Linked DNA regions of Homo sapiens: region 1 is linked to region 2. Evidence: chromatin loops called from intact Hi-C (ENCODE). Cell type or tissue: heart left ventricle. All regions are shown on one strand. Links, peaks and the distances in the headings refer to the core of each region. The heading gives the core; the rest is flanking DNA.

Region 1 (9,148 bases), core at 390-8,389, 100 kb before region 2:
GGTGCACGCCTGTAATCCCGGCTACTTGGGCAGCTGAGGCAGAAGAATTGCTTGAACCTGGGAGACAGAGTTGGCAGTGAGCCGAGATCGTGCCACTGCACTCCAGCCTGGGGGACAGAAACTCCATCCCCCACCTCCAGAAAAAAATGAAAAACTAGACTTGTAGCACAAACAAGCCCCCCAGCCAGGATGCCTCTGAGTGACATGTGAGGTGGGGTCTGAGAGCAGAGACGTGCAGCCAGGTCCCATCTAGCTTCACTTGGACTGCCAGGGCTCCAGGAGTTGGAGGGCAGCCCGGGGCTCAGGGCTACCAAGCTCTGCCTGTGAGTCTCAGCTCCACCTTTTAGTCACTATGTGACCTTTGGAAGGTCACATTGCCACTCCCTACCTCAGTTTCCCCATCTGTGAAATAGATGCCTGCCGGTCTGATTACCCTCTTGTTTGCCCATCAGATGTTCTGCAGAGGTCAGGGCACCAGCACATCGTGAGGCACACAGCGACTGGTATTCTTCCATCATCAGTGGGCACCGTGGGGGAAATTCACTGCCATGGACTGAAAGGACCCCCAGTCTGCACGACCCCTGGACACCCACGAGGGCTATGAGTAAAGTAAAAATTTTGGAGAGAGCCTTTTATTGGCTCCCAAGAGCCTTCCCAGGGCCACACATGAAATAGGCCCTTAATCAGTAAGTGTTTCAGCCCTGGGAATTCATTTTATTTATTTATCTATTGATTGATTGATTGATTGATTGATTTACTTGAGACAGGGTCTCACTCTATTGCCCAGGCTGGAGTGCAGTGGTATGACCATGGCTCACAGTCACCTCAACCTTCTGGGCTCAATTGATCCTCCCACCTGAGCCTCCCCAGTAGCTGGGACCACAAGTACATATCACCATGCCCAGCTAATTTTTTAATTTATTTTTTGTAGAGATGAGGGCTCACTATGTTGCCCAGGCTGGTCTCAAACTTCTGGGCTCCAGCAATCCACCTGCCTCGGCCTCCCAAAGTGCTGGGATTATAGGTGTGAGCCACTGTGCCTGGCCAGCCCTGGCAATTCATATAACCAGTAGTCTTAAACATTTTTCATGGCAATATTTTTTAGCCTCCTTCCTCTTTCTTCAAAAGAATTCTTACAAAGTAATCTATTAGATTAAAAAATATCAAAAGGCTTCTGCCCTTGAAAGAAAGTGGGGCCCCAAATCCTGTCTGGTCCTTCTCCTGACTCCAGCCACCCTGGACACTGCCATGAAACACTGTGTACACCCCTGCTCAAGCCCAGTAGTGATCACACCTGCCTGTAGCTATAGTGCACCTGCTGTATACCTGGCACTGCCTGAGCCTGTTGTCACCATCCCCTCCACTTCTCAATCATAGTCCTAAAATTGAGATCTTATCATCCCATTTTCCAGGTGGGAAGACTAAGGCTAAGAGAGACTAAGTAAGTTAGCTGAGGTCATCCAGCATGTGTGGGGTGGGTCAAGATTCACACTGAAACCTATCAGCGCCTCAAAGACTGTGTTCCTTCTACTGCCCTACTTGAGGCATGGGAAAACTGTGACCTAGAGCAGGGGAGGGTTGGTGACCTTCTGAGGCCATACTCTTACCTGCTGAACCTGGGTCAAGGCCAGTGTGGCCTTGATGACTTCTGGGCTGGTCAGCTCTTGTCCAACCCTGGCTGTGAGTGCTGGGGGGAGAATGCACTGGGCTAGGTTTATAACCGCCCTGGACTCTGTTCTGTCACAGATTGACTTCCGGGGCAGCTCAGCCCACAGCTAAGTTCAGGGGCTCTGGGGACTGAGTGTTGCCATCACCTTTTCCTCTGAAATCCAGCTACAGGGCATCCAGGGGTGGCTGGAACAGACGGACCATCGAGTCTAACCCCACAATTTACAGATGGGGAAACTGAGGCCCAGCCATCCAGACAGCAGTCGTTGGCCTTCCACTGGGCAATCACTGTTGCCAAGTGTAGCATTAATGACTGCATCCTCCCAACAACCCCAGCAGTCCAGGAAGGGACACTTATTAAGCTCCAACTGTATGCCTCATATTGCATTAAGTGTATTCTTAACTGTTATCTCCTTCACACTGCACAACTGCCCATCTAGTAAAAGGAGAAACTGGCCGGGCGTGGTGGCTCACGCCTGTAATCCCAGCACTTTGGGAGGCCGAGGCGGGCGGATCATGAGGTCAGGAGATCGAGAACATCCTGGCTAACACAGTGAAACCCCGTCTCTACTAAAAATACAAATAATTAGCCAGGCGTGGTGGCGGGCACCTGTAGTCCCAGCTACTCGGGAGGCTGAAGCAGGAGAACGGCATGAACCTGGGAGGCGGAGCTTGCAGTGAGCCGAGATCGCGCCACTGCACTCCAGCCTGGGGGACAGAGCGAGACTCCGTCTCAAAAAAAAAAAAAAAAATGGGGAAACTGAGGGTTCAAGAGGAAAGGTGACTTGCTCCGTCTGCCTGACTCTAAGACTCATTTCTTAGTGCCATAGGAATCCACAGTGTAGGTGTGGTGGTGTAAGGGAGGAGAGGGAGGAAGGTAATTTATAACTCTGGAGACGCTGACTGAGAAGTCTTCCACCCCCCACTAAACAGAATGTGGGTTCCATAGCATATAATACATGCTTACTGAATGCACAGTGGAATGGACGAACACTAGGCTCATTGGTGGTGCTCAGTGCTTGGTGCTCAGTGTTTGCTGAATGAATGAATGACTCTCAATAGGGCATATTAAAAAACTTCCAGCTACTGTCCTTAGTAGAGCAGTCTGCTGCTCTTTCCCCCAATACCATATTTCCTCTTCTCCACTTTTCTATTTCTCTGGTGGGCTACTTGTCCAGCTCAGCTTCTCATGTTTGGAAGTAACTGTCTCTGCTTCTCTCTGACTCCTACCCCTCAAGGCTAAGCTGTTCCATGATCCATTCCTTCAAGAGCATCTCTTTCTTGACCAAGGAATGAGCACTAACAGGCTGACTTGGTTCTTCTTCAGGAGACAGGCTTATACTTTGAAAAGGGAGGCCTTGTGAAAATAGAATCTGAGAACTTGGTGTGTGGTCTGGCAGCATCCGGGACCAGGGCTCAGCTTGGGACTGGAGTTAGAGCTTAGTCTATGACCACAGTCAGGGCTGTCTGGAGTCAGGATCAGGGATTCAGTTAGGGCTCAGGACTCAGTCTATAACTTGGGTTAGGATTCAGCCTGGGTTAAGTTAATTAATTTATTTATTTATTATTTATTTATTTTTGAGATGGGGTCTCGCTCTGTCACCAAGGCTGGAGTGCAGTGGTGCGGTCTTGGCTTACTGCAACCTCCGCCTCCTGGGTTCAAGCAAACCAATCCTCCCACCTCAGCCTCCCGAGTAGCTGGGACTACAGGTGCACACCACCATACCTGGCTAATTTTGTGTATGTTTAGTAGAGACGGTGTTTCACCATGTTGGACAGGCTGGTCTCAAACTCCTGACTTCAGGTGATCTGTCCACCTCAGCCTCCCAAAGTACTGGGATTACAGGCGTGAGCCACCATGCCCGGCCAAGCCTTGGTTAATGTTTGAGCTCAGACAGGGGCCAGGTTTGCATTCATCCCATGAGCTAGGATGGTGGATTAGTCTATGGTTAGGGTCAGGGCTCTAGGACCACGATCAGGCCTAAGTCTGTGGCCAGGACTAGGGTGCGGTGTGTGACCAGGATCAAGCCTCAGCCTAATCAGAGCTTCCAGAACTACTAAGCTCCCTCCCAAAAGTTGATTCCCTGGAATCAACTAGATTTTCCTCTATTCCTTAAGACGTAGCTTCTTTCTAGAGAGTGCCCTCCTAGTGCTGCTCACACGGCCCTTGCAGCCCTGCAGGAGAGCTGCCTCAGCGCCTCCGCCGAGACCCTGCCTCCCGCCTCCCTGCCTCCTGGCTCCAGGGTTATTAAAGGAGGAATCTGTGGGAAGAAGAGAGTAAACAAAATCCATCACGCGGGGCTGGGGCTGGCGCCCGTTCCTCCTGCGGCTCCGCAAGCTGACTCGGAAACCAACAGCGCTGAGCGGACAATGTTGACAGGAGACTTAATGAAATCCAGAGGGAGGCGCCCTGGCAGGGCCTACCTGGAAGGAGGCCCGAGCTGATAATTACATTAATTCTGGTCTATGTCCCAACAAGCGCAGAAGCAAGGGCTGGGTCCAGGGCCCGTTCACCCAGGGCTCCAGGAGTCTGTCATAATTACGGGGAAAAATAAGTTTCGGAACTTACATAACCTCACTGCTTGGGCCCTGAGGGTTAGACCCACTTTGCTTTGCTTTTCCAGGAAATGCACATATGGCAAAGCTACACTTGTGTGCCAGGATCACCTCTGTGGGTCACAGAATGTGTGAGAGCACTGGGCAGGAGCTTGGTTCTTGTCCGCATTTCTCAGATGAGCCAAACTGAGGCTCGGGAGCAAAATGGTCTCATTCAGAGTCCTGCAACCAAAAGGCACAGGGCTAGCATCAAGCTCCGTATTCCAGTTTTCCCTCCTCGAAACCACTCCAGCATGGAGACTGTGGGTGACCGGGAGCGGGGAGATGCATTCTGCCCAAGAAAGGAAAGGAAGAGAATGGTGCCCTTCTCAAATGGTGCATTGGAGGGGGCCAGGCTAAGAAGAAGGAAGAGCCGGCCAGGCAGAGAACACAGCAGATAGAAAGGCACAGTGGCTGGGAAGGATACAGCGTGATGGGAGGAAGGGGTCATCCCATAGGGCTGAGTGCTAGTTCAAGGGCAGAACTGGGGTAAGGAAGTTGAGGCAGGGGCATGAGGAGCATCATATGTTGGAGCCACAGAAAAGTCTCCCACAGCTCCTCTTATTTGAGCCTCACGAACTAGATGCTTTCATTGTTCCCATCTTACAGATAAGTAAACTGAGGCTTAGGAAATTTGAGTCTCTTGCCCAGAGCAACGCAGCCCAAAAGTAGTACTGCTGGGATTAGAACCATGTCTGTTGGGCTTAAACTGCTCCTTCAAACACACTTCTTTCCTGCCTTGCATGCCCCCTGCCGACTTTCCTCACTTTCCAGTTTGGCTCAGCCTGAGATGCCAGCCTGAAGATGCTCCTGGCCAGTGTGGAAAACCACAGAACCTTCAAGAACAGGGTGGCAGCAGGGGCACACTGCATACTCAGGCCTCTGCAGGGCTGTCTCCGGGCGAGGAAGCGGAGGGTCAGGGCCCTAAGGCCTGTGGTGGCAGGAAAGGGGGGAATTAAGGGGAAGCCAGTTCCAGGTGGGGTGAAGACAAATTGACACCCAACAGAACAATGGGCTACTTGGACAGGAAGTGAGCACCCCAGCCTCGGAGGTATAGTATGAAGGGGACAGACAGGGAGACAGGAGATCTATACGTCTTGGTCCCAACCAAATCTGCACACCCGAGTTTCCAGGAGCCCCACCTCTCCTGGGAAAAACCATTCCTAGCCACCTGCCACTGAGGTCGGCTCCAGGAAGTGTCAAGGCCTGCCTGGGGGATCTGTTGCCTTCCAGGGGTTCCTCCTCAGACGTTTCCAGCCCCTTGAAAACAGCACCCAAACAGAACCTGAAGAAAAAGTGCTCACATGTGCGGGACTGCTCTGTGGGATCCTGTCTCTCCCCTGAGCACAGACACAGGAGCACAGAGAGGGGGAGTGAGTAACCAGGCGTCACACAGCACAGTCCAGGTGGGCCTCCTGGAGAACGGATGTGACCAGGCTCACCCTCAGGGTGAGACCTCTCGCTTGGGTCAGAGGGTCCTTGACGTTGCCCTAATCAGGAATGAGAGTGTTTGTTTTCAGCCAAATATTTCCCTGACCGCAGACGAGACGGGATGCGACTGCACATTCCAGAGTCCTGGCAGCTTAAGAAACCATGCTGTGGGGTCTGCCTGGTCCCCTTGCCTCCTCCTGGGGGCCTGGTGCCCACCCCCCAGGCCCTGGGGTCTGGCTGCCAGCTTGGATGAGAACGTTGTTTGTAGCAGAAGGTGTTGGCAACACCCCAACACCTCTTCTCTCCTCATCCTTCTGGACCCCCCAGGTCTCAGCCCCATGGATGCTAATCTGGCTTGTGGAGGTTTCACCAGACCCTGGGAGATGAGCATCCCAGGCAGGGAGACAGCATGTACTGTCTTGTGGCCCAGAGGCATGACAACGGTGTGGCCTCCCTGGAGAAGGCGTGTGTGCTCTGTGGCTGGAGCGTGAGTCTCCTGCCCAGCAAGGGTCGGGGTGAGAGAGGACAGGTATGGCCAGCTTGCAGAAGGCCCAGAGCACAAAGAATCTGTGGTCTTGGAGCAATAGGGGGCCGTGGAAGTTGAACAGGGGAGTGCCAGGGTTAGAAATGTGTTCCAGGAATTTCCCTCCAGTGGACATCAGTGGCCAATTGAGTGGACAGGCAAATGCATGGGCACCAGAAGGCTGGGGAGTAGGCTGAAGCAGGGACAGCCAAAGCGGGGTGCAGAGGGTGGGACAGGATGAGAGGAAAAGGCAGAGTCAGGTCATCAGCTAGCCGTGAGACTGATAGATGTGGATATTAGGGTCCTCGTTTACAGAAGAGGAAACTGAGGCTTAAAAGGATGAGAAGTGATTTGCCCAGCTGCCTGGGGAGCAGTGGAGCTGGCATCATGGACTCCGATTCCACTGCCATTTCTCTCTACTGTATCCACGTTGGTGGAGTTCACAGCCTTGACCACCTGTGGTCAGGATTTCTGAGGTAAGTCACATTCCCCACCCAGGGCCCTGGTCAGAGGCAGCATGTCTCCAACCCCGGCCCTGCTCAAGGCCCTGGCTCCTGCCAGAACTGTAGTAAGCCCACTCCCCCATACAGTCAATTTCTTCCTCTCCACTCCTTGGTGATTCCTGTTGAACTCCTACAGATCCCTTGATAGCCAACTGAAAATCACCTCCTCATGGTTGCCCTCCAGACGACTGCAGACAGAATCAGTCTCTCCTCCAGACCCTGGGGTAGACACTTCCCAGTGTCCCATCACCTGGGAAGGCCTTGGGGGCAGAGGGCTTGTATCGTCTCTGCCTTCTCAGGACCCAGAACAGGGCCCGGTATACAGTAGATACTCCATAACTATTGATTACAGCGAGTGAATGCATGAACAACTCGATGCTCACGCCCCAGCACAGATGATCAAAGATAGGTTTTGAAGCCAGGCAGCCCCGGCCAACTCCTGTCTCTGTCTCTGGCCAGCTGGGTGGCCCTGGGGCTTCAGCTGCCTGAACCTCAGTTTCCTTTTCTGTAGACCGTTGGCAACTGTCCTGAGCGTGCAGCCTGAAAAGCAAATTCAGTAACAGACATAGCCCAGCAGAGCACTTGAGAGCATGGTCCCTGAAGCCAGCTGGCCTGGGTTCAAATCCTGACTCTGCCATTGACCAGCTGTGTGGCTTTGGGCAAGTTACGTGACTGCTCTGGGCCTCAGTTTCCCCATCTGTAAAATGGAGGATAGTAGTGCCAGTCTCATGGGGTTGAGAGTGAAATGAGGACATGCAGGTAAAATGCTTACAACAGGATGTGGCAAGTAGGAAGTGCCGGACACACGCTCGTGAACATAAAATGCCTAACACACGGTGTGCACTTGAGCAGGGTGAATCCGACTCCATCTCCTCTCACCTTCCCTCCTGCAGCCCAGGGAGAGCGCTGTAGGGGCCCTGTGCAGAAGCAGGGGGGCTCTGATTAGCTGTCAGAGCCAAGGCCCCTCTCTGCAGAAACATCAGTGGGTCAAACACTGCAGGCCCCGCTGTTTCTCCAAGTAGAAACCCCACACAGATATGGAATTAACCACCCATGTCAGCATGAATGGCACTCATTTCAGAGCCTTCCGTGGAGGGGGAAAATATCAAGCAAGTCCTGCTGAGAGAGGATTTCAACTCAACGGCTGCAGCCTCTGAGCTTGCTCTAGAAGCGCCTTTTTAATGAGCTTCTTTTATTTATTTATTTGTTATTTTATTTTATTTAATTAATTTACTTATTTTGAGATGGAATCTCGCTCTGTTGCCCAGGCTGGAGTGTAGTGGCATGATCTCCGCTCACTGCAAGCTCCGCCTCCTGGGTTCACGCCATTCTCCCGCCTCAGCCTCCTGAGTAGCTGGGACTACAGGAGCCCACCGCCACGCCCGGCTAAATTTTTGTATTTTTAGTAGAGACGGGGTTTCACCGTATTAGCCAGGATGGTCTCGATTTCCTGACCTCGTGATCCACCCGCCTCAGCGTCCCAAATTTTGGGATTACAGGCGTGAGCCACTGCGCCCGGCCTGATGAGCTTCTTTTAAGTCTCAAATCAAGTGTTTTCTTCCACTTGGCAAGGTGAGTATTGCTGTGAGCATGATTATTTTAGTTACTGCATTTTCTGGGCTCTAAGTATAGGTGATGCACCCAAATTATGTGACTTAGTCCCTTTAGCCCAGTGATGAGAAAGTATCATTCCCAGTTGAGGGAGGGGGACACTGAGGCTCAGAGAGGTTGCCAACCAAGCCCAACGTCACACAGCATGGAAGCAGAGTCACGATTTGAACTTATGTGAGTCTGATGCCAAAGGCAGTGATCTGAAACACCGGTCTCAGCACTGGCTACACACTGGAATCAACAGGGGAGCTTTGAGCAGTCCTGATGGCTAGGTGGAGTCCCAGAGGGGCTGATCCTGAGCTGCTCCCCAGGAGATTGCACCCAGCAGCCAGATTGGCAGGTCAGGTCCAGGAGACAGAGACACCATATCCAGGGGAGACACATCCAATCAGAAAGAGATAATCCACAGAGCTCTAAACCTTGCCCTTCCCCAAGGATGGAGGGACCATCTGTGTCTTGTGAACTGAAAAAGCCCCTACCCCTACCTTGGTGCCAGTTAATTAGTACAAACCCCAACCCCAGCCAAATCCAAGGTCAGCACCCACTGCTCTAACACACTCTGCTGCCTTACACCGTGACCCTCCTGTGCTGGAGGTGAGGATGCCCAGGCACAGAGACATGGAAACACCTGCCCAAGGTCACACAGCTTTGAAGCACTCAGCCTCAGGCTTCTTCGACCCCGGCCTCCTTGCAGTGAGGGGTGAAGGTGATGAGCAGGGTCATGGAGGCACAGCTGGAGAAGCAGGTGGTGTTTAGCAAAGATCACAGCAGCCCTGGGGACCTGAGACTTGGTCCTCTGGACTCTGAGGAAGCAGAT
Region 2 (9,148 bases), core at 835-8,834:
TTGCTGGTAGCTTTTATTTCGTCCATCAGCATTATCATGTTGACATCCCTGGTGCCAGGGGGAGCCCACTGATGTCGCTGTGACCAGCAAGAAGAGGGCAAAGAAAAGCTGTCCTGTCTTATGGCTGTTAGTGGGAGTATTTCACGGATCGGTCCTACAGTGACATGTGAACTTGCTGTCCTCCCAGTTGAGTCCATTCATTCACTCATTCACTCAACAGGTCTTTATTGAGGTCCTCCAATGGGCCAGATGCTGTTCTAGGTGCTGGGAACACAGCAGTAAACTAAAGAAAGGCCTTGCTTGAATACCAGTTGAGAAGGGAATCTTGGATTTATTCAAAGTCCTTATGTTGAAGCTTCTCTAAAAAAAATAAAATAAAAATGATAAAGGGTCTAGCCTGGTGTGTGTTCCGAGAACCAGAGCCCTGACTGTGGGGGTAATCCCACGGACTGGCTGAAAGCTTGGGATGTTCCAGAATGCTTCCCCAAGAGCATCCTGGGCAGGAGCTGTTATTCTCATTTTACAAAAGGGGAAACTGAGGCACAGAGTCACACTTCACTCCCTGCCCCTCCTGCATGGGAGTGTGACCTTCAGACAGGGAGCTGACTCCCATTAGAAGGAAACTCAGCTTCTTCCAGGGGTTCGCAAACACCCTGGAGCATGCAGACCCTGTCTCTTGTGGCCAGCAGCCTGTGGTGGACAGGTAACCTGGGAGGCCCAGTGGGCAGGGCCGATGTCTCTGTTCTCAGCGTGGCTGTCCTCGATCACTGTTGCAGCAGTCAGAGCTCTGGGACCATGGGTGCCACTTCTGGGCATCAAGTTTCATGGCCTGGGCTGTCAGTACCCTGCATCGCCCTGGCCTGCTTTCAGATGCTGTCATCCATAAGAATGTCTGGGAGTAGGTACTTGTGTGCTTGTTTAGCAGGGCAGCAGGAATCAGCTCGGATTGGTGGGAGGCTTAAGTCTGGACTCCAAAGACCCACGCTCTGCCGTGTCATCCTGGGCAGGGTTGGTGACTGTCCCGTGCCAATTATCCTTAAAACCGTTTACCTGCCTCTCTCTGAGACCCTCAAAACCCTGGCAGGGCAGGGGAGGAAACCAGCATTGCTTAGGTGCCGGCTGTGTGCCTGAAACTTCCCTGGGCATCTGAACACCACAGTTAACATCTGCAAAGGTTTATCAAGTGCTAGCTGCATCCCAGACCCTGAATTTAGGACCTTGTGTGACTTACATTTTAGTGAGAGATCCAGGTTACACAGGGATGAATAAAATAATAAGGGACAATATTGGGGGAGGGCAACACTTTATAGACGAGGAGCCAGAGGTCTGGGAAAGTTGGCTAACTTCGTTCTGTCAGTGACGGAACAAACAGTAGAGCTGAGAATTGAACCTAGTGTTTGGCCCACGGTTGGCACTGAAGAAGGTTCTGCTGAAGTCCCAACAGAAAATCAGTGCCCATTTCACAGATGAGGAAACTGAGGCTCAGGGGTTCCTTAACTTGCCTGAGGCCAGACTAAGTTGAACCTGGGTTTGCCTGAATCTGGAGTCTGAGTCTATCCTTTTCTTTTCTTTCCAACAACTCTGTCTCAAGACAAATGGGGATTCCTGGGTTTGGAAAGGTGAGGTGACTTATGTAAATGCAGCGCCTCAGGTGGGATTTGACCCCCAGCCTGTTAATGTCCGAGCCTTGGCTCTCTCTACTCCAGGGCCAGGCCCCTCACTGACTCCTGGCTCTGTGTTTGCTTCAAGGCGCAACGTGCTGAGCTTGTCCCCTGGAATCGACCACCCAGGCTCTCTGAAATGGGACCTCGCTCTCTGCCTTCTTTTAGTCTGGCTAGTGTGTTTCTTCTGCATCTGGAAGGGCGTCAGGTCCACTGGGAAGGTAAGTTGGACTTCTGTCCGTCCCCTGCCTCCTGGAGAGCTGTGCCAGGCTGGCCCTCTCCCCCACTTCCCGCCTGCAATTAGCCACGCCCCAAGAGGGAGGTGGCCAGTGGTGGCGTGCTGGTAAGCCCGCCCTCTGGAAAAAAGTAAAACTCAGGTTTGTTGTAGCGTTTGTCCATTTCATGGTGTCAGTGCTCCCACCATGTTTGCTTTCAAGCTGTCCACAGTTTAATGACCAGCTCACAGAATTCCTGAATATTGAAGAGCCAGGCTCTCAGGAGCCTACACGAGCTAGCCCCATCCACCACAGCTTTCTCATCTCAAGGTATTGGCAGTCAGTGCAGATGGTAGCAGATAACTAATGTTGGGCTTCTAATAAATAGGTTAGCTGGTAACAGGAGGTTAGCCAGCAACCGTGGTAAGAGCCATTAGCCACAGCATGGACCCTCGCTTTGCAGAGGGGGCCACAAGCATTCCCATCAGCATTGCAGGGAGCTTCGTGGGCCTGCCCCAAACCTACAAACTCCAAGGCTGCGTTGTAACATTATCCCCAGATAATCCAAGAGCACTTTATGGGTTGAGAGGCACTGGCTTAGATTTTAGCTGCTAAATCAGATTAACTGAGTTATAACTAACATTTCAGCCGGCACCTCCAATGTTAGTTGTTCAGGAAAGCGTTAGCTGATAATTAAATCATCCACTCATGGCCAGGGTGTTAGCTGTTAACCAAAGTATTATTCATAACTGGAGTGTTTGCTGCTGATTAATATGTCACATAGTGACTAGGATGTTAGTGATTAACAAATGTAAAATGTTAGCTTGTAATTTTAAGGTTTTAGGTATAACTGATACATTAGCAATAGTGGAAATGTTAACCCATAACTGAAATGTTACCTGTTACTAATTAGAGCTGAACTGTTCCCTGAAAACCTAGACACTGGCTGTTGTCATGGCTTTGCTGATGCCAAAGGCTGGTGCGGGGGTATGTTGTGATCACAGGTGTGAGCCTGAACCCAGGGCCCTAAGCTATAAAGAACAAAGGCGTTTGCTCATCTGCCTTTAGATAGTGCCCTGTCAACGCTTTCCCCAGTGACTCACATCCCAAAAGAGGGAACGTCTCTTTAAGATCAAAAAACCCCCAAAAGTCAAAGGAGCGTCTTAAGGTAGCATTCCAGATGGAGCTGTGGGCAGTGACCTTAGCTGCCCCAGCCACACAGTGGAATTGAGGGTTGAGGAATGTGTCTCCCTGGATAAAGAGCCCCCAAAGAGGCAAAATCATAGATTTGTAGAGATCCAAGTAATTATTCCAGTCACTTACCCTGCAAGACCTGGGACTCCAGGGTTGCAAGAGGTAGAATGGGGGTGATCCTGTGCACCCCCCTCCAACACACACAGTGCCCTCTGCTTGTTTCTTGGGGCAGAACCACCCTGCCATCCTGAAGCCAAGGGTGGAAGGGAAGCAGTCCAGGCCTTGGACACCTGCCCGTGCCCACCAGTGAGCACGGTCCTGCCCGGAACAGGCGGGAGCAGGGGACATGGGTAACTCCTGCACCTCCTTGGAGAGCACCTTCACTGTGCTACCCCGGTTCTCTGTCTCACAAGCACACCATTTTATTCCTTTCTTTAAACAATGAGAAAACTCAGGCTTAGGGAGGTCAAGTGACTTGTCCAAGGTCACTTCCTCCTCTCTGAGCCTCAGTTTCCTCCTCTATAAAATAGGTGATAGTAGGGTTAAAATGAGGTGTGTTAAACACCTGGCACAATGCTTGGCACAGACGGTTCTGTAAATGCTAATTCTCTTCTTTTTTTTTTTTTTTTTTTTTTTTTGTAATTTGAGGTGGGGTCTGGCTCTGTTGCCCAGGCTGAAATGCAGTGGCTTGATCTCAGCTCACTTTCTGGGCTCAAGCCATCCTCAAACCATCCTCCCACCTCAGCCTCCTGAGTAGCTGAGACCACAGGCACATGCCACCATGCCCTTCTTCACTCTGCCTCAGTTTCCCCACACAGAAGTGAGAAAGTTTCTGTGGAGCACTGGTCCTGAGCAGTGCTAGAGACATCATCACTTACTTACGCACTAGTATTTTTTGAGCCTCTACCGTGTGCCAGGTGCTTTGTAGAAACAGGGCTGGGGGACATGCAGTGGTTCACAAAACAGACAAAAATTCCTGTGCTCCAGGAGCTGATGGCCTGGCAGGAAGAGTCAGGTTGTAACAAAACGAATGGGAAAAATATATAGGAGTCAAATGGGGATGCGAGCTATGGGAAAAAGTCAAGCAGAGAAGGAGAATGGGGAGTGTTGGGAGCAATTTTGAATAGGGTGGCCAGGCAAGACCTACCAAGAAGGTGACTCTAGGCAAAGATGTGAAGGAAGTGAAGGGCTGAGCCAGGTGAGTATGTGGAGGGGAAAATCTCCAGGTAGAAGTGACAGCCTGTGCAAAGGCCCTGAGGTGTGTTTGACCCAGACCCTTGGGGAGCACCCAGTCTGATGGAGGAGGCTGATGTCCGCCAGGGACAGTGAGCAACTTTTGAGACATAATGCAGAATACAGGAGAATAGTGTCAAAGCCAGAGAGAGGGTGCCAGGCTGCAGCTGTGGCCGAGCAAAGACGTGATCTTCCACGGGTCCTCCCTTCTCACCCTTAGCAACAACCTCCTTCGTGGGGTGGCTGTAGGCCTCCCAGGGGTGGGCGTGATTCCCAGAACAATAGCAGAGCCTGGGCCAGGCCAGAGAAGCCAAGACAAACACAGTCAGGCTCTGTGAACTTCCTCAAGCCCCATGGCTGAGAGGCTGCCTGCTCGCTGGCCATGGCTTCCAGCCCTGGCCACAGACCAGGTTTGTGGCTGACGTGGGGGCTGGGCCCACAGGCAGCAGATGGACCTCATCCTGCCAAGGCCCTGCTCTCGTGTCTAGTCCAGCAAGGAGGAGTTGGAGGGTAATGGAGGGAGAGCCCCAGCCTGAGAGGCTCAGGATCTGAGTTCAAGTCACTTTGCCTCTCTAGGTTGCAGTTTCCTTTTTTGTAATTTTCACTATTCCAGGAAGTTGAAACTAGGCTGCCATTAATCCATTCAACAAATAGTGATAACGGTGGCGAAAGCGCAGTAGCCTGTGAGTGCCGGGCAGCATTCTCAGTGCTGCTAGGTAGCTCATTGAATCCTCCTCATGGTTTGGAGTATGTGCAGTTATTAGTCCCATTTTACAGATGGGGAAATTCAGGTTCAAGGAGGCTCATTACCTTGCCCAGCATCCCACAGCTTGTCAGTGGCTGTGCTGGGATTTGGACCCAGGCGGCCCCACTCCCGACCTGGGTGCCCCACACTCTTCCGCCTCTTGTGCCCACCCCCGTGCCAGCCTGAGGATGCAGTAAGTAGGGCGTGTGGCAGGCATGTCCCTGCTGTCACAGAGTGGGGTCTGGGAAGGGGGCAGAGATCCAGACACTCACACAGGAAGTGCAAGCCCTGCAGACGCACAGGGGAGGAGGCCCCGGAGTGAGCATGGACATTCACTGAGGCTGGGGCTCTTCGCTGTTGGCCTCCGGAGCAGCTCTTTTTGCCTGGTTAAAAACAAAGCAGGGGGTAGTCAGAGCCAGGTCCTTTTAGCTCTGGATCCCCCAGACTGCATGACTTTGAACAAGGCCCTTTCACTTTCTCAGCCTCACCTTCCCCTTATGTGAAATGAGTTAGTGAAGCCCCTCACCAACAGCCAGGGCGCTGAGGATCCTTAGGGCCTGCCTAGGATCTCTGGGATCAATGGCGAGCCCTGCTGCCCAGGCCCTTACCTCCCAAAGGATGCCTGGCTCCCCCTGCTGCTGCTGCTGCCCAGACACTTACCTCCCAAAGGATGCCCGGCTCCCCCTGCTGCTCAGCCACCCTCTTTTCTACTGCCCAGAGGGGATGGAGAAAAGTTGTCCTTGTGAGTTTCCTGGACAGTTGGGCCACAGGGCTTTTGGGTCTAGGGCTCAGAGGAGCCACGGAGGTTCACCAGCAAGAGTGGAAAAATACCACGTCCCACAGCAAGGCCTGCTGGGCCACCACCAGAGGCCCCTGGCAGCAGCTAGCACCAGCCTGTCCCTTGGGGATCCCGGGGGAGCCACAGAAAAGTTGAAAGCATGGCTCTCAGGGGCTTGTCCTCGGAGCAGCAGATTCTGCAAAGCAAGGGTGGCTTTCAAACCTGCTACTGTAAACCAAAACCCATCTGAGACAGGGGGCTCGATGAGCTTAGAGGTTTATTTTGCCAAGGTTGAAGATGTGCTCAGGAAAGAGACTGAGCCACAGTAGGATCTGTGGCCTGCACTTTTTCCAAAGAGAGTTTTGAGAACCTCAGTACACTAAAGGGGAGGCCCAGCACAGTAGCTCACACCTGTAATCCCAGCACTTGGGGGAGCCGAGGAGGGCAGATTGCTTAAGTTCAGGAGTCCGAGACCAACCTGGTCAACATGGCAAAACCCTGTTTCTACTAAAAAATACAAAAATTAGCTGGGCATCGTGGCGCGTACCTGTAGTCCCAGCTACTCAGGAGGCTGAGGTAGGAGGATCTCTTAGGCCCGGGAAGTTGAGACTGCAGTGAGCTTTGATTGCGCCATTGCACTCTAGCATGGGCGACAGAGACCGTGTCTTAAAAAAAAAATGTAAGGGGAAACAGCAGGAAGGGACAGAGGAACAGGTAATTCAGGTAATTATGCACGATGTCTCTCAGCAAATCTGCATTTTCCATAGGGTAGAGAACACACACATTTTCCATAGGGTAGGGTGTGTACACACGGTGGAGGAAGGAGACACATGCCTAGATGTGTGGGTGGATGGCTCATTTCTTGTCTCTTTGTCCGGCACCTGTGAAGATGAGCTGTGAGTTTACATTGTCAGGGTGAGGGAGGCCGCCTGGGGAGATACGTGGCCTGTATCTCACAACTCTCTGCTGAAGAACAGAAAGCAGGCCGGTTTTGTGCGTGTGTGTGACTCACTTCCCAAGCTTAACTTTTTCCTTCTGCATAGTGAGTTTGGGGTCCTGAGATTTTATTTTCCCTTCACACGGCTGAGGTGGCGTGACCAGGATTTGGGGAGGAACAATGACACACATCCCAAAGGTGTGGGGACCTGACACCAGCTGGCCTGGATCCATCCCGCATCCACCACCAGTAACTGTGATTGCAGGCAGGTGCCCCCACCTCTCTGGGCAGTCTCCTCATCTAGAAAATGCAGGTGAGGCTGATGCCTGGCTCTTCTCAGTTGTCTGAGGATTAAATGAGTTAAAACTCACGAAGCCCTTAGCTGAGTGCCCCGCACAAAATCCGCACTGCATAAGTGCTTGTTAAATAAACTAACTACGTGAAAACAAAGAAAGCCACCTCCACACCCCTGTCCCTGACACAAAGCCCTCTGGTCACAGACCACTGGGTTGCTTGGCCCAGTGGAGGCCTGGCTGGCTTTGAAGTGGCCGCCCTCTGGAGACCCCTGCGGGGCTGCTGTCAGCAGCTATTGTTCGCCAGCCCGGGTGTGGCCCACAAAGGGCCCCAGAGGTGGGAACTGGTCGGGGCGCCTGGCCGCCTGTCCGCCTGTCCTCAGGAAGGGAGAGGCAGGTTGGTTTTCTTTTTTCACTTCTTTCCCCCCTTCTGTGGCTTCCTGATGTGCCCCCGCCCTCCACGTCTGCCTTCCCATCCTCGGGAAATCATGTAGGCTCCTGGCCTCAAGGAGAAGAGATGACGGTGGCTGGAGAAACTGAGGCCTGGAGGAACAAAGGACGCCCGGGGGCAGAGGCAGCAGTAGGGCCCAGCCTGTCAGTGTCGGAGAGCCATCCTGACAGTGCCGGCCAAAGAGGCTTCTTGAATGCTCACCGCAGGCCAGGGGCCATCGAGCAAGGTCAGCGTTCCCTTATCCTCAGTGGACAGATGGGGAAGCTGAGGCCCAGGTCACCAGCAAGGGGTGGCAGAGGCAGCGTGCAACCCCTGGTAGAGGTGGCTCCCCAGCTGACCCACAGCCTCTCTACCCCTCGACCTAGAGTGGCAGAGTGGGAGGCAACCTCAGAGCTCCTACGGTCCCAGCCCTTTACTTCCTGGTGGGGAAACAGTCTAGAGCGGACAGCGGCTTCCTGGAGGTCTCATGGCAAGCCAGCCTCTAAGCTTGGCTTCAGACCTGAGGGCCTCCCTACTGGCTGCCCTCTGGTCTTGGGGAGAATCAGTAAACTGCCAGTTGTGGGAGGCTTTTTGCTGGTCTGCTATGTGTGGGCTGTGGGGCAGGTCCCCATTCTGTTGCTTAAGCCCACGTGACCCTGGGCAAGTGATGGACTCTCTCTGGGCCTCAGTTTTATTGTTGCAAAATGGAGATAGTAATACAACTTACCTCAGAGGGTTAGGGCACGGGCCAGTGAAAATAGACGTCACAGCATTTGGAACAGTGCTAGGCACACAGTAAGTGCTCAATAAACGCTGCCTAGGGGTTGTTGGGCTGAGGGCAGCTGAGCTAAGCAGGCCCTGAAAGCTTCCTTTTTGCCCTTTTCCAAAGCCCCTTTCTCATTGTTTCTACTCAAAGGGATCATGGCCACAAGAATTTGCTCTGTCGAGGGTCGTGGTGCCAGCTAGGTGAGGTTTGGGGCTCTGTCACTATTGGTCAGTGTCTGTTACATACTTGGGCCCCAGCAGTGCCCTGGCACTGCACCCCCAACTCCATGGGCACATTTGTCCTGTTCTCTTCATCTCAGTTTCCTCTCCTGTAAAATGGGTGCATTGACTGTGCAGTGGTTCCTCCAAGGTCCCCTGATCCCCAGATGCGGCCCAGGGCTCTGCCAACCAGTCTCAATGTTTCAAGGTGGCCACCATGAACTTTCTGCATGTCGAAGTAAAACACTTCATGCCTTTCTGCACAGAGGTTAGCCCTCCACAGGCTCTGGGTTCAAATCCTGGATTCCGTTGATGCCCTGGGCACGTCCTTAAAGCCCACCAAGCCTCAGTTTCTCCACTGTAAACCACCGTCCTGGGGGGCATGGTGAGGATGAAGTGGGCTTGTGCCTGGGACGTTCCTACTCAGCCAGTGCCCTGCCTGAAACACTAGGATCGAACTGTCCATTCAGCCAGGCACCTTCGAACTCCTCCCAGGCATAATCTCTGTCTGGAAACTCCTTGTGTTGAATAAGATGGGAAAATCCATCCATGAGAACTGAAGCCACAAACAGCGCTTGCAGGACAAGAGGAGAGAAGGTCTTTGGGAGGAGATGGCCACATCGTTTCTAGTCCCCACCTCACACCTGATCTTGGCCTGTCTGGAACATGCAGTGTGAC

Evidence for each region. Peaks named below come from ENCODE experiments on the same cell type or tissue, not always from the same donor. Only the 100,000 strongest peaks of a DNase experiment are listed, where the experiment ranks them.
Region 1: it touches region 2 in a loop (3-fold over the local background); 2 of 110 quality-filtered maps call a loop at or near these places.

What each region holds. Positions count from the first base shown.
Region 1 is chr3:14,354,608-14,363,755 of GRCh38, forward strand. No RefSeq gene overlaps it. Among named protein-coding and RNA genes, the nearest start is that of LINC01267, 6.6 kb to the left of the region's middle. RefSeq lists an enhancer at 1-191. In heart left ventricle, for the core only: no CTCF peak of the experiment used is centred there; a DNase peak (open chromatin) is centred at 4,004; H3K27ac peaks cover 715 bases; H3K27me3 peaks cover 1,256 bases.
Region 2 is chr3:14,456,201-14,465,348 of GRCh38, forward strand. SLC6A6 (solute carrier family 6 member 6) reads left to right here. Exons shown (of 15, transcript NM_003043.6): 6 at 1,750-1,882. Among named protein-coding and RNA genes, the nearest start is that of SLC6A6, 58 kb to the left of the region's middle. RefSeq lists enhancers at 3,171-3,671, 4,157-4,678, 4,679-5,200, 5,201-5,722, 5,526-5,575. In heart left ventricle, for the core only: a CTCF peak has its summit at 5,716 (motif pointing left); DNase peaks (open chromatin) are centred at 4,671, 5,681 and 7,371; H3K27ac peaks cover 248 bases.